2 separate regions of the Mus musculus genome follow, and region 1 is linked to region 2. Evidence: chromatin loops called from intact Hi-C (ENCODE). Cell type or tissue: heart. All regions are shown on one strand.

Region 1 (8,000 bases), 560 kb after region 2:
TATTTTTAATTTTAAGATAAATATATGCAGAAATCTAACAGCTTTAAATTCTATGAAAATGCATGACTTTCTTTTAAAAATATAATTTTAAAGTTGCTATTCAAGAAGTATGGTTGCCTGTATAGGACAAAACCATAGAACTTTTCAAAAATTTCAGAGAATTACCTTTTACCTTATAAACAGTGTTGTGTGTGTGTGTGTGTGTGGGGGGGGGTTCTCCCAGCCATCAAGGACCAGACAGCTCCTACAGTGCTACTTTATATCATAAAAACAAGAGAGATCCCCACTTCTGAATCTAAGAGAGAATACAAAAATATGAGACTACAATCTAGTCTTTTTTATGAATATAAGTGTAATAACCCCACTTAAAATATAGGCGTTTAATTTGACATTATTATACTTTAAAATGCTGTTTGTTTCCCAGCGACCACATGGTGACACATGACCCTCTCTAATGGGATCGGATGTCCTCTTCTGGGGTTCTGAAGACAGTGGCACTGTACTCATATATATAAATGGGGGAAAATGTACTCATGTACTTTAAAATGAAGGGAAAGTTCACCATGATTACAGACTGTATCTTATGCAGAAAGAGCCTGGAATTAGGAAATCGTTTAATAATAATTATTTTTTGTGACATTAGACATTGTGGTGACAGACAACAAAATAAAACTCTATGATAATCTCTAGTTGTCTAGAATGATTAATATTATTCAACATGAACTTCTAAAATAATGTTTGGTATACTTGAACCAGAAAGCCATGTCCTTTGCCTGAAGGCCTGTATTTTAGTTCAGTAGTTAATATTAAAATCTGATAAAATACTGATGGAGGCATTCCTAAAACGTCAGGAATAAGAGCAAAGCTATTACCATCACATATTTGATGAGGTGTAAGCACAGCCAAAAAAACAAGAAATGATCATATATTTTCTTTAAAATGACTGGCTATGTAGAAATGAATCAGTAAAGATTAGTGAGCGATATGAAAAGTTATCAAAAAAAAAAAATCAAGTGACCCTACAAGGAACAGCTTTTATAAAAGCTCTTAAAAATGAAAAACTGATCACAGTCAAACAGCAACAGAAGGTAAAATATAACCAATAAGTTTGTGCCACATTAAAAACAGAAGACCTGAAGGACATACAAGGTGTCTTCGGTGACCTTGACATGTGACAAGTTCCTCAATAGTTGTAAAGAGTACAAATCTTCACAACTATTTTTCAAATAATCATAATCTTAAAGCAATCCTAAACAAAACAACAAGAGACTTTCTTTTGGACTTTACCAAAATATAACTAAAGCTTATTGAGGAGAATAGATGCAAAAACAGCCAAAACACAAAAATAATTTTTTAAAAAATAAGAGTAATATTATTTCATTGTAAACACACAGCATAGCAACCAACGGCAGGACAATAGTTAAAATAACAGCATCAGGAACAACAAAGAAGTAACAAATCCAGAAACCGCTCTAGGTATAAGAAATTTAATATCTGATAAATGTGAAATATTCAAAACAGTAGAAAAAAGAGAGAACTTTCAATAAATGATGATGTAACGACTAAATAAATACTTAGGCCCTTATACATCTATACCAAAAATAAATTCCATTTAGAGAAAATATTTAAATCTAAAAAATTAAAATGAAAGGAAACAAACATGCATGTAACACTGACATGGAGATTTTTTAAACATATCACCGGGTGCAGGATTCATAAAGGGTATTTATTGTTGTGAAAATACAGTATTTCTGTACATCATAGACATTAAGAATTAAACTGGCACAAATTGGGGAAGAAATGTCTGCAACAAACAGAATAAACAAATGATTAGTGGTTTTAATATATAAACAACTTTTACTACATCAATAGAAAGTGAATCCCCAACAGAGAAATTTGCATATGTATTCATGTATTCTTTCAAGACATTGATTGTGCACCTAATATGCACCAAATCGGCTATGGACAGAGAATGCAGTGTTGAAGAATCCAGACATCCACACACTATTTCTTCCTTCATACATTCTGGAATGGGGAAGTGGAGATAAGTCAGAGTCAACAAATAAATAAGATTACAAATAAAGAACTGGGAGAGGAAATGGTTGGGAGGTCATGACTACTTCAACATGGTACTCCAGGGAGGCCTCTCTCAAAACTCTGCACCCATCTACAGGATAAATTGTAATGGAGGAGAGAGGGTGGCCATGAAAAGCAGCTTAGAAATAGTAGCATTTACTAACCCCCTGAGGTACAGAAAAAAAAAACTTGCTTGGCATGTTACATGGGCACGCATGGTAAACAGTGAGAGAAGGGTCCAGAGGCTGTTCAAGAACTAGAAAAGGGTCAGATGGTGCATGGTTTTGTGAGCCATGGTAAGGGGGTTCAATTTTATTCTACAAGCAATAGATGATTTGATTTAATGGATGAGAAAGGTCACTATTACCAGGTTATCAAAAAGGTACTAAAGTATGTCAAAAGTGGTACCCGAGAGACCAGGCATGAGAAAATATGTTGGTCATAGCACTGAGTTTGGAAGGAGACAAATTAAAGTCAATTTTAAGTCAGGCATGATTGTACACACCTGTAATCCAGGGTTTAGGAGGCAGAAGCAAAGACATTGTTACAAATTCAAAGCTAACCTGTTACATAGTGAGTTCCAGGCGAATCAGCACTATGTGTACGAGAGCTCCTTTCTCAAAACAAACAAAAACAAAAACAAAAACAAAAAACAAAAAGGCATATTTGAGCAATAAAACTGATCGATTAAGATGGGTTGCTTTGTAAGGAACTAGTCATAAAAGTAGCAAAGATGACCCCCAAATTGTTGCTGAATGGTGACACCCTTTACTGCAACTGATAATTAAGAGGTGGGGAGAATGATGGTACAGAAGAGAGAAAGAAGAGAACCTGAAGTTTTTCAAAAAGCAAGAGGGAGTGAGACTCAGGGCACTGAGAGAAGAAGGGGCTCCCTTCACAGTCACAAAATAGATCAGTTCCACGCACTGTAGTAGGGAGCTGAGGAGCTCTGTCTATAACTCTTAGTTCTCAGGGAAATATCAAAACAAACGGCACATTCTGGGGAGATTCATGCAAAGAAACAGTAGGTCTAAAAGTGAAGGACTGAGACGACCATAGGAAAAAACACCAATTTAGGATTTGCAATAATGTCTTGGAAATTGAACAGGTTGGTTGGTTTCATGATTTCTTCTTAAACGAAATCCGTTGTTACAGTCTGGCTAGAGCAAGACAGAAGTTACCTATACCCAGGGTTGGATATTTTTTTGCTAGAAAAATAATTTCGAAGAAACTGAGGTTTGAGAGTGCTGAGAGAATTTGCATTTCGAGGCATGATTACGATAATAGACTGTAGAATCTGGGCTAGTCAAGGAAATAGAGCCAAGACATGGCCTACTCAACAGTAGAAAAATGAGGTCAGCAAACAACTCAGGATAGGAAGGTGGTGGTCAGAGACTGGAATGTCTGATGTGTCAGTTCAGATCCTAGCAGCAGACACCAAGACAAAGGTCACTGTGCAGCAGTTGTGTTGAGGGGACACCTGAGAAAGACAAAAGAAAGCAAGAGGAGAGCAGAGATCTTGAAGAAGCCATAACGCAGGTCTGACATACCTAGGAAAGGCTAGAGGGGATACAGACTGAAGCCGGGAGTTCTAAGGAAGCTGTGGCCAGGAGTTGAAGGGTCCCCAATAGCTCACTGAGGGACCATGAATGTCACATGATTGGGCCATCACGACTTTAACTGTGACCAGTCACTGGGAATAGCCCAAGAGAAGTAAGACATCCATGTATAGCCTGGGACAGAGGGCCTGGGAAAAAAAGAGGGGCTAAGCCAACAAGCCTTCCCGGAGCAGCTATGGAAAGGCACGGTCCTGTGGTCACCGGCGACAATATTCTAGAGAGGATCCCGTTTCTAAGGATGGTGAGTTTAGGATGACGAGTCCTTGGAAACAAGGACTAATTCCACAGGGAGCAATGGCTATTGGCGATAAAGTTACAGGAAGGGGAAAGCCTGACGCTTGAGTTCAATTATAGATGTGCATGATACAACTCTGGGTTGTATCATGAATTTGGACCATTAGAATCTTCTGGCAGATGGGAGTGGGAGGTGGAGCTTGATGAGAGCTTAATGAAGAAAACGATGCTGGCTTTGAAGAACTAATAATGGAAAGAATCTGAAAGGGAACAGAGAGTAGTTACAAGAAATAGGGAAACGGAATCATGTGCGGTGAGGTTTTTAAAGAAGCCGGGGATTTTGCAGGCGGGCTGAAGAAACGCATCGCACGGAGCAAGGAGTGGCCCGGCGTCCCGCGTGGCAGAGCAGGCTGCGGCAGCAGCGGGGGGCGAGCTGAGGCGCTCCGACCAGCGACGACGACGCCGAGGCGGCCGTGGATGCAGACGACCTGGGCGCCCGAGGTACGGCGGTGCGCGCGGCCGCGGGAGCGCGCGGCGGCGTCACGGGGCGGCTGACCTGCCGAGGGCGCGCGCCGCGTGCTGGCGCTCCCTGGCGGCGCCGCGGAGCTTGGCGCGGCAGCTGGAGGCGGCCTGGCGCGTGGTGACGGCGCCCGCGGGCGGACGCAGGATGGCGGCGCTGCGGGGCGACGGCTTCGCCAGGCTTCGGCCCGCACGGGCGCAGCGAACCCCAGGGAAGAAAGACAAAGACACGCCGGTTAGCAACGGGCGGGAACCGCGCAGCCCGGGGCCGAGGCGCCGCGTCCCCACCCCGCACCCTTCAGGTAAAGCTGCGCCCAGGAGCCCGGCACCCCGCGGCACTCCACAACAGGCAGGGTTGCAGGCATCAAACCCCAGGTAGCTGATAACCCCTGACCCAGAAAGTCTTTTAAAAAATGTTCCCTTAAAGCATAACTACAAAATTTCAAAGAGTGTCCACTGCAACATAATAGAAAATGGGGAAAGAAGAGGAAGAAAAATTGGAAAATGTTCATCTCCAAACATAAAGTATCATAATCTTATAGCACAAACTAACTTGCTAATAAGATGTTGTGAAATACAGTCCAACAATATGAAAAAGCAGTCGAGGAAAAATTCCATTTCACCAGCATTTGCAGGGTATGAGGGTATGTATGTACTTCAGTATTCAGAGAACACAAATTTAAACGTGATGGAGAAAAACCACAACAGTGTGTTGTTACCTTTCGGTACTTCAGATAGTCTTTATTTTCATTTTATTTGTAATTTCCAAATTTACACAATAAATGTATTTTACTATTAGAATAAAAAGTTAATGACTTTTTACTTTCGTCCCACTTATGAATTTATAAAGCTAATGTTTTCTAGGGTAGCAGAGGGGTAGGCATAAAGAGCTTTTAAGGAATGGGTTCGACGACATGGCTTGTCTTTACTCTAAGCGCTGTATAAATCACAATATTTCAGAGTATTTTGTCCCGTAAACTTTTAACAGTGAATCAAAAGCACTGTCTTTTATAAAATTATACTTCATCTTATTCAACTCATTTTTACTTGAGGAAAATAAAAGTTTTCTGGTCTTTTTGCAAAGTTAATTTCAACTTATAATTAATATGGACTTGGGAGCACGGTATACTAAAAAACAGAAAAACCTCCCATGCTTTTGGAGCAGACATTTTAGTGAACGCCAGTGTTTCAGTTTCTGTAATGGTTTCTACTGAAAGCACTCAAACTGAGAAAGAATAAAGGAACTATTAGCTAAATATGGATCTTTTAGTTATAATGCATTTTATAACTAAATGAGCAAATGACTAAATGGAATAATTTTGCTAAATTATTCCAGGAATCTGCACATGGGATAATAACATAGACAAGTGCCCAGGGCTTTGTTATCAGATAGAAAATCCATTGTAATATAAGCTTCAAAAATATTTTAAACTAAAGCAACCTCAGTTGTCAGATGGATTCTATTCAGTGATAAGCAAATCTAGGGTTAGGTGTTTGTGGGAATGCGCTCGCTTTGTTGCTTAAGTTGATGGCATAATTAGTCATACTGCCCTGAAAGTTTCCTGCCTTCTGAAAGTTTTGGATAGAATCATCATACCTAGAGGTATAACTTTAGTAAAAACAAACAAACAAACAAACATATCACATGTCGGAAATAAAATTTATGAAAAGAACAAATCCCAAGAAACCAAGCATTTGTTGTTAACTTCCTTCTTGAGCAAAATGAAGGCGGCAGGAGCTTTTGTTAAAAGCATTAGCTCTTAAAAAGTCTATCCATTGGGGCTGGAGAGATGGCTCAGCTGTAAAAGTATCTATCTGATGCCATCTTCTAGTGTGTGTGTCTGAAGACAGCTACAGTGTAATACATGTATATATACACACATATATATGTATATGTATGATAAAATCTTTTTTAAAAGTCTTAACCATCACTAAGTGATTTCAAGTTAGTTATTATTTTTTACTATTTTTAAGGAGTATTTACTTATGTTTGTATTCCAGGGCATGTGAAGGCTGGATAACAACTTAGGAATATTTACTTATGTTTGTATTCCAGGGCATGTGAAGGCTGGATGCCGGCTTAGGAGTTGCTTCTCTCCTGCCACCACTGGGTTCCAAAGATTGAACTCAGGTTGTCAGGCTTGGTACCAAGCACCTCTATCCACTGAGCCATCTTGCCAGGCCTGGTTTCAATTTAATATTTTGGAATGTACATTGTGTCTTAGGGGCCTTTCTCAGACAGTAACAGCAAACATAAATAACATAAGGTTCCCATCTCTGAGAAGGAGCATCTAGAAAATTACTTTCCTATTATTAGGATGAGTCAGAGCCCAAGGCTCACCTGACTCCCTGTCACTGTACACAGGCCAAGGCTTTGCTTTTCAGTCTTCAAAGGAGCCTTCTCATTTCCTGTCATTCCTCTGCTCAGATACATAAAAGCATCCCACTGTCCCCACACTAGATGAATAAATAGTTGTTAACCTTTGAGGAGAGCCAAAGACGAGTCTGAGGTTCTGCCTAAAGATATGGTCACCTTCCAGAAGCTTGTACAGACCACACTAGAAACTGACTTCCTGAACGTTTATAAACGTGTAAGACCATACAGTGGCTTCCCCTGCATTGCTCCTTTTCAAAAGTGGAAAACTGATGCTGCCTGGGGCAGGGGCTGGGGAGAGCCTGGAATGGAGTAAGTTTCAACTGCTTAGAAGTAACTCTTGATGATACTTGATTAACTTATTAAATCTGTGATCTGACCTTTATCACAGCAAAATGTCCTTCATCTTTACTGTCAATTGGGTCACTGTCCCTGAGGCAACACGTCTATACAATGGTTTTTTGGCAGTTTAAGTTAGCCTGTATAATGGGACACCAAACTCCTCCAAGACTTGTATTAGAATACCTACACAGTATATCTTCTCCCATCAAGTTCAAATTATCACGCTGCTAAGTCAGAAATTTTCTGTGTGGTACAGAGAAAATATATTCTGTCCTGCTTTTTGGCAACTCCTCTGGGAAAGACAGTGGCTGCTGCTGATATGCAAAATCGTGAGATCCAATATTGTGCAAAGTCCTTTGCTCACCAAACCGGAACCCCATGCTATGTGCCCGATATCACAGGTGTACCATCTGGCCTTCCCCCCTGCCTTTTTCCCTTCCGTTGGAATATTTATGTAAGTGGGACTGAAAGCTAGAGCAGAGGTAAGCGTATCTGAAAATGCCGACAGTCTTTCCGACTTCCACAGGTCTGAAATGGGTTTATTTGCTGATACTAAACAGACATGGAAACAGGTATTATGGAAACAGGTTTTATCAGTTGCATGCTAAAGAAAAACAGCACCACTGTCTGCTTTCCCCAAGGTACTTGAACAACCTACATCATTTTTCTTTCCTGGACCATATTTTAGAAAGTTGAGCCAAAATATTTAACTCTAATTTCCTTTAAAAAAAAAAAAAGAAGAAGAAGAAGAAGAAAAAGAAAAAACAAATAGAAACAAGTGTTTCCCATGTGTGCTCTTCTTGCCACTTAACTTATTAAAAAGGTTTCTCCCTGCA
Region 2 (8,000 bases):
AGACTGGTCTGTAGCTGCTGAGTCATAGTGGTTGTTTGCTATGGGACCGAACTGCTGCCAAAAAAGATTGAGTTCATCCCCAAAGAACTGTTACTGAACAGTTCCACTTCCCTCCTTACCCTAATAACTTTTCTCTTCCACTACCTCTGCTGGGTGGTGGGCTACAGGAGAGATTGAACCCTTATTCAAATTTTTATGCCTACATATCTCCCTCCAATCCAAAAAAAAAAAAAAAAAAATGGAGCAGTCAAAAGGATGCTGAGACATCTTGCCTTCTTCTTGAGACTGGGCTCAAGGAGTCCAGGCTGTTCATGAACTCCCTGTGTTGCTGATGATAGAGCAAGTTCCTGATCAGGCAGCCTCTACTTCCCAAATGCTCAGATGACAAACTTATACCAACAGGCCCAGCTTAAATCCTGTTTAAACAGAATGGATTTGTTAAACTAATCTTAGTTTATAAAATCAGACAATGTAGACATCCTCTTTTCCTAAGTTTGATGATATAACTGCCCTCAAAATAAGTGCCAGCCTTTAAACTGTTTACCCCCTTGGACTGATGCGAACCTTGTTGATAACAATGACTAATATTTCTAAAAGTATACCACCTTGGTAAATTACTTTGTGGTGCTTAAAATAAAAGCATAAGCTCTATGGGCCTCATCATAACCTAATACATTGTTTTGTATTAACTCAGGAAGGAGACCAGCCTTGATCACTCATCGGTGTCTATTTGAAAGCAGTCTGAATATCCCATCAAGTCCCTCATTGGCACACTAGCCAGGCTTCCTACCCTTGCTACAAAATTCTATCTTTGTAGAGTCTTGGCCTAAAGTTTCTCACTCAAAAATGTATAATTGTGGTGCAGCCATATTCTGGTACATCAATAGTGATTTTTGCTCTATTCGATATAGAAAACTGTGAAACAGTAACGAGGAGGTGATGTTCTGCTGATTTCATTTGATCGCCACTGAACCTGATGCTCCTTCTGTTATGAGCAGAGTAAAGGTGTGGAAGATGGGAAAATATCAGCTCTCTGTGAGCTTTTTTTGGTCATGATCCAGCCAATGATTTTGGAGAAAAGGAATGAAATCCATTTTATCATATATTCACTAAAGCAAATTCTAAATGAATAGCAATCTTTATTTTTTAAAGTAAAGTACTTAAAATACAATAGAATGCTGACATCACACCAATCAGAAAACATTTTAAAGCATGATGCCAAAGTGAGAAATGTTAAGAAGGATGATTGGAATATTTAACTGAATAAAATTACAAAACATGAAGTGCAATGGGATCATATGGTGAATAATATCAAAAGCTCAAAAAGCTCCTAAAGAAGCAAAAATATTTATAAGGTGAAGAAAATTAAGTTATATAAGAACAAAAGAGATTATATCTGTCCAAAATAAAGAAAAAGGTATATTTGAAAGAAATGTTAAAAATTAATGAGCAAGGTTTATAAAAGAGATATTGGGAAGATAAGAACTGCTGTCAACCAATGAGGAAGAGTGTGACTTTATACATATCCAGCAAAGACAAATCGAAGCCAGGCTTTCATTTTACTCTATTGGTATTCCACACAGTGGTAGTAAATATAACCCTGTATTTTCTATATAACCATTTGTCAGTTTTACTAAACAATCTTTAAAATACATATAAGCTTCATCCAGCAATGCCACTTTTTTAAAAAAAAAACAGTATGTTAATTAAATGTAAAGTTACTGCTTATTAAAGCAACCAAAAGTCAAAAACACATGGAATACTCTACAACCATAAAAGTCTATGATGTTGATATGATATGTAATTATTAATTGAATGGTTGCTTATAGCATTTTATGTTATGCTTACAAGAAAGCAGATGAATATGTGAGAACTTTACTGTTTATTATTATTATCATGTGTAAATGGGAACAATGTTATACATTTATTCATGGAGGACACTAGAATTCTCAGCATCACTTAGGTGGATGAATTTTAAGAGATTGTCTCTGAAATTTCATGAGTAATATATAGTTTCCTGTAACATGTATGTATCCATTACTAAAACACTTGCTGATCGAATTAAAAGTAAATAATTATAACTTGGAAGGGGGAAAGAAAACTGAGAGCAGGCATACAACATATTCCAAAGGGCTCCTCTTAGCAAACTTAAAACTGGTTTTCTTCACAGGACTGATTACAAGAATAAGATACATAGTTACATCATTGGCTGAGTTGCATTCCATTACTGTGTCTACCTCCTCAACTATCCAAGGAAACACAATGTGTTAAATACCTACAGAAACTATGCTTGACATCTGGCTAGGGCAGGTTACCTGCGGTTTCATCTAGCTAATATCAGCAGAGCTGTCAGAATAGTATTACTTGATTGCAAAGAAAAAAATAGTACCAGCTGTTTCCCTTATATCAGGAGAACCTTTAATAGGCAAATATTAAACCTATATGATACACAGCATGTTTTAGATATGTATACATCATAGAATGGACAAACCAAGCGAACATCAAATTTACTTCACACAGTGTTTATAGTTATAACAATTAAAATATTCATTTGTCAAATGTTAAGCATAAAATATATTGTTTTCAATGTCCTAGGAAGAAATTGATTTCTTGAACTTATTCCTCCCATCTAACTGACGTTTTCCATCCCTTGAGTGACATTGTCCTATTATTTATGTTCTAAGAGCCACCTCCTTTGAGCTCTGCATCTATGGTACAGCACATTATGATTCACACGTAAGCAAGGCATGGGTTTCCTATACCTGGCTTGTTTTAGTAAACTAAGTATGCATCTATAAAGGATTATACCCAGAGGACATCGTATAAAAAGGAAGGAACCCTCATCATTAGCAGCTGTATGTATGAGTCTGAAGAATTTATTATGAGAACTTTTGAGTAAGTCCCATGCCTGTGATTTTTTTTTTCTGGCCAGCCTTTTCATATACATGAGAAGAATATTTATTTAGACACTAATGTGACCATCCTAACCATGTCTATATACATTTATGGCTGCAGCCTAGGTAATAGTCTCACAAGATTGTGGTGGAAACAAAAATGAAATCATAAATTTAAAACACCTCAAAGATTAAAAAAAAAAAAAAAAAAAAAAAGCAAGTGCAGAGACTATAGTGAAGATCATGGCTGCCTACTTCAAACAAGACTTTCACTCCAAGAGTCATAGTATCACATAAATTCAACCAACAGGCAGTGAGGCATGAATCTTGTGGGCAGCCATAAATAGCCAGATCATTCTTAGCAAATGCTATTGACATCGAAAAAGTAATCCAGAAAGATTTATAGAGGGAGGTCAACTAGACAGATTTCACAAAGAAGACTGAGTGAAATACCTCTTTGAATAAATTGGTGGGGTTTGTCCCTGTAAGACTCAAAATCATCTTGAGTTTTTCTTGTAAATGTTTGACACGCCATTCTCCATTTAAGAATCCATTCCTAAGCCACCACCACTTGTTTAAATTATAAGGACTGTGGAACCTTGTGTCTGCAATTCAAAGAACCTACCAGCAGATGGCAACATTGCCCTGTTGAGCAATGTCACTGGACCCTGTGACAGGGCTTAAAATACTAGATGCTCCATGAATGGGGTCCCTGCATGTGGCATTCATTTACACAAGCAAAATGATGGAAGCCTCCAGAAGTTAATATGAAAGAAGAGAGAAGTGTACAAAAGTATATAGGAAAGTTGTAGGTAAGAAATATTCATTTCCAAATACAAATCAAGTTGGTAAAACATCTATAGCTGTTTTGGCAGTTTCATACTTACCTACTATCAGTCAACTCTTCCACAATTGTTTTTACAGTTTATATTTTCTCTACATCCCCAGAGATTGCATTAGTCTCATTTTTTCCAGGTCTGCCTACTCAAATTATTGTGAATGTTTAAGTATTGTTCTATGATCCTTACAAGCAAGTGAACTGATGTCCTTAATTATTTCTAAGTAGAGGTGTTGACCACAGTGGCTAAAAGCTCTGGCCTCAGTGTCAAAGACTGATGGGTCTTAAACTGTTCAGCATTTACTTAGGCAAATTATTTAATCTTGTTACATCCAAGTGCCCTCAGTAAGAGAATGTTAACACCTGTTCCATAGAATGAAAAACAGATCAAATGTTAAAAAGTGCTAAGTGTAAAAATTACAATGTCTGGCCCAGAGCAAGTCCTCAATGATGCCTGTAATCATCACTGACTATATAATATGTACTTCACTGAACATTCTTCGGGTTGAATGGTGAAAATTTTAAAAACTGGGACTTGTTGACTCATTACAGCTTAGTTTTCTAATCATAGAGGATTCTGAAAAGAGACTGGGTTTCCCTTTACAATTGATTTTAATCTCTCCAAACTGTCTCTCAGTCTTGGCCGTTTCAGTCCGTGTCTTTGCAGGTATTCTCTGATCACTGTAGCATCCCATTGGCCTGTTCTTTGGAAGATTAGTGCTTGGGGGCTGGGGTGGGGAGGGAGGCTCTTACTCTCACATAGATATAGTACTATCTTAAGGGGATACTTATCCCTCAAGGTCACTTCGTTTAGTTATCTTTCTGAGTAGAACAAAGACTTATTAAAACAACTGGTCATGATCAGTTCCCCCCTCACAGCTCTTTTCCACTTCACTGCTTTTTTGTCTTAGTTTATTATCTTGATACAGTCCTCAGATTAGTCAGCCATTTGAAGTAAACATTAGGTAGTTAACCTATTGATCCCAGAATGTTCTAGGTGAAAGGCCTAGTATCTACACTCCCTCCCTCATCTCTCTTCTCTCCGTGCCCCTTCTGTTACCTTGCAGTTACAACTTAAAGAGGAGCAAATTATAATTCCTCCTCAAAGCCCATTGAGCAAAGATGCTTGCATTGTAACCTGGCTATGGATACAACGTTGTATTTTATAAGCCTAACCTTGGATATAATGTTGTCTTTTATAAGCCTAACCTTTGCCACCCAACTAGAAATCATCATGATTCTTCCTTGGGACTGCAGTATACATCTCTGCTGTGTCAACTCTATTGCCTCTGTGTGTTTAACAGAGAGAATACATAGTATCAGGTGAATAGAGTTTGCATTAAGGTCTATTCTGTCTGTACTAAAGTTTGGTAATAATCTGTAGGTCTTCCTAAACCTTGCATCTTTCTAGCCTGCTCTGCTACAAATTATTATAGCAGAAAAGCTGTCTCCACCATGAATAATCATTAAGTGATGAAGTGATTCCTTGCCCAAACTGAAGTCTCTCACAACTCCATATTCTATCAGAACCAATTCCAATACTCTCCTTCTACTTGAGAGCCTGCATTTCTAAATAGCAATGTATAGCCAGACCCCAAAAGGTTTCATATAAAAAACAATAAAATTATTGCCCATAAGCCCCACATTAATCAGCCTAGGAAATCAAACCATAATTTCTGTAAGAATCATCCAAAAAAGGTAAAAACTTCACCCAGATGAGTTAAGTTCCCGCTTCCTTGATTATTGTCTTTGCCCTGCCTTTATCCCTGGACCAATCGGAGAAAGCTAAATATGATCCCCAACCAGTCACATGAGATGCCTCAGCATCTCTGAGCCAACAATATCTTATCAGAGCGTATGTGGATTTACCTTGTATCTAATGATACACCCACTCATCTATCAATTGCATTAAGAACTACTTATCTGCAGATTTTAGTCTTTTTTAAGGAAAAGTGATGGTAGCTCTTTTTTCTTCAGTTACAAACTCCTAATAAGTACCTCTGTTGATTCTCACTTGAGATACTTTTATTATATGAGGGTTTCTTTGGGATATTTTCTGTATTTCACTTTGTTGTTACCTATAAATTTTTACCAATTATAGCATGCAAGGAAATATCCCATGCTATGCTGCTTATGACTTCTTGAGTTCATACTGATGTCAACACAAGTGATGGCTTCTGCTCTCTTCATGAAGTCCCTTGGATACTTATTGTCAGTTTGGTGTGTAAGTCTTGTTTTAGGGTCCATTGGTTTGATGTCCCTAGCTCATTATATGTATACATCTCTTTGTTTTCTTTTGTGCTTATATTTGTGTTTTGTCTAAAAGTGTCTTCAATGTAAGGAGCACAACTATAGGTTAGAATCCAGTTCCTGTAAACCTGCTGATTTATCTTATCTCAAGACTAATGATTGCTCAGTTCTTGATAGACCTGTATTCATTTGTACAAGCATTATTTTGGCTTACCAATAAAACAGAAGGATTGCTTATGTCCATTTCCAAGTTTGTCCTCAGAGCTTACCTTTGATCTAGAGAAATGTTTTCTTTGTTTTATGTATAGCAGGCAGAGTACATTATCTTCATCTTTATGCAGTTGACTAGTTGGAAGTCTGCTACATGGACTTTCTACAGAAGCATCTCCCTTGACCACTCATGATCTTGCTTCCAGGGGGTCATTTAAGAAAAACAACTTATGCATCCATGCATTTTCATTTCAACCCACCAGTATAGCAGTCTAAATGCAGGAGGCTCCACAAAGAAAATGAGAGTCTCGAAGGTCACTTAGAAGAATATGTGGCTCAAATAATACTGCTCATCTGAGAAGACTGAAGACAAAGAGAGTAAATGTTTTTAAACCTAATATGGAACATGTCCTGTTGCTATATAGAGGAAGGACTTCAATTGTAACTCTCACTTAAAAAAAAAAATTCCTTGACCAAAGCTAAGGCACAATGTGACACATTGTTCAGCAAACAAAATTCAGTTCTCCAGTTGTTCCTTGCCTTCCTTTCCCCAGATTTCTCAGACTTGGTTCTTTCTTCTTTGTTTTTATCCCTCATACCCTGTCATCTCCTCACTTTCTTTCTCTTTATGTAGACTTCCACCAAATGATTTCAAGAGTAATTTTTAACATACCAGTTGTCTTCAAGACCCATTTCCATATACTAACTGATACAGCCAGCTCTAGAATTACACCTCAGATACAACCAAAACTAAACGCTATAGTTAGAGACTTTTCAGAATACAGAAAAGACCATCAGGCACACATAAAAATTTGAAATTACCTGTCTCAACTTGGAAAAATGTTAGTTAGACCTAAGTTCCAAACCCTAAGTCCTAAGCAGCAAATATTGATTAGACTGTTCCTATAAAGATCTTTCAAATTTCTTTTCACAGTAAAGATGGGCCCTGAGAAGAGCCAAAGACTGTGGGACAAAAATACCTACTAGCCAATAAAGTAGAAGGGTTGTCAGTCATGCAATTAGGAAAATAAACTATAGGGCATTTTCAGGAGAGATTTTTTAATATCCCTTTTTGCAACATTTGGGAGTTAAAGAAGATAATAGCCACCTTCCTAATTGTGTTAGTGAAGTAACACATGAAATTGAAGAGACATTTTAAGATAAAAATTAGAGTGGATAAATGTATTGAGTGATTCCTGTGTGGCATTTAGAAAAGACTTTTGAAGAAAGATAAGTCAAGGATCCAAATAAACTTAAAGTACAGCATCTCAAACAGATACCTTTCTGGTGACCATTTTCTGACAAGGACACTTGTTCTCAGTAACAGAAGAGACACTGGAAACAAAACAAAAAAAAAAGATGATTCCATCTTACAAAAGAAATGCCAAATCCAAGAAAAATCTCTCAATTTGACCTTTGAGAGCACACTGAAGAGGGAGAAAGTCATTCAACATCCGGCTTTAAACACTCAAGATGAATACACAGTAATCTAGATGGCCAGCTTCCTGGCTGGACAACAGCTACTCTCTCTTTATTAACCTCTTCCACCTTTGCCCGATCTCTTCCTGAAAGTAAACAAACTGTATCAGTGGTGAACGTGAACTGTGATCCTCACAGAGCCTTTCTGCTCTGAGATCATAGCCTGTTTATTTAAAATGAGAAGACTTTTCAAATGAAGTTGTAACAATATATTCAAAGCAGCTGTTCCTTTAGGTCCCAGAGAAGAGGACTCTTCAATGTGCAGTTACAGTGAGTTTCTTAGGGTACTTTATTCCCATTACATTTCACGTACCTCAGATAAACACTTA

What was found. Hi-C counts contacts between places; a loop is a spot of excess contacts. Peaks named below come from ENCODE experiments on the same cell type or tissue, not always from the same donor. Only the 100,000 strongest peaks of a DNase experiment are listed, where the experiment ranks them.
Region 1: a loop joins it to region 2, with 11 times the contacts of the local background. A loop is called at or near these places in 5 of 42 quality-filtered maps.

Annotation. Positions count from the first base shown.
Region 1 is chr6:28,211,017-28,219,016 of GRCm38, forward strand. 6530409C15Rik (RIKEN cDNA 6530409C15 gene) reads left to right here and starts at 4,483. Exons shown (of 4, transcript NR_165173.1): 1 at 4,483-4,750; 2 at 6,505-6,579. It also overlaps a transcript of Zfp800 not described here. In heart, CTCF peaks have their summits at 4,568 and 4,771; a DNase peak (open chromatin) is centred at 4,525; H3K4me3 peaks cover 1,246 bases; H3K27ac peaks cover 794 bases.
Region 2 is chr6:27,654,194-27,662,193 of GRCm38, forward strand. All of the region lies in intron 5 of Grm8 (glutamate receptor, metabotropic 8), which reads right to left. Among named protein-coding and RNA genes, the nearest start is that of Mir592, 280 kb to the right of the region's middle. In heart, a CTCF peak has its summit at 3,520 (motif pointing right); no DNase peak of the experiment used is centred here.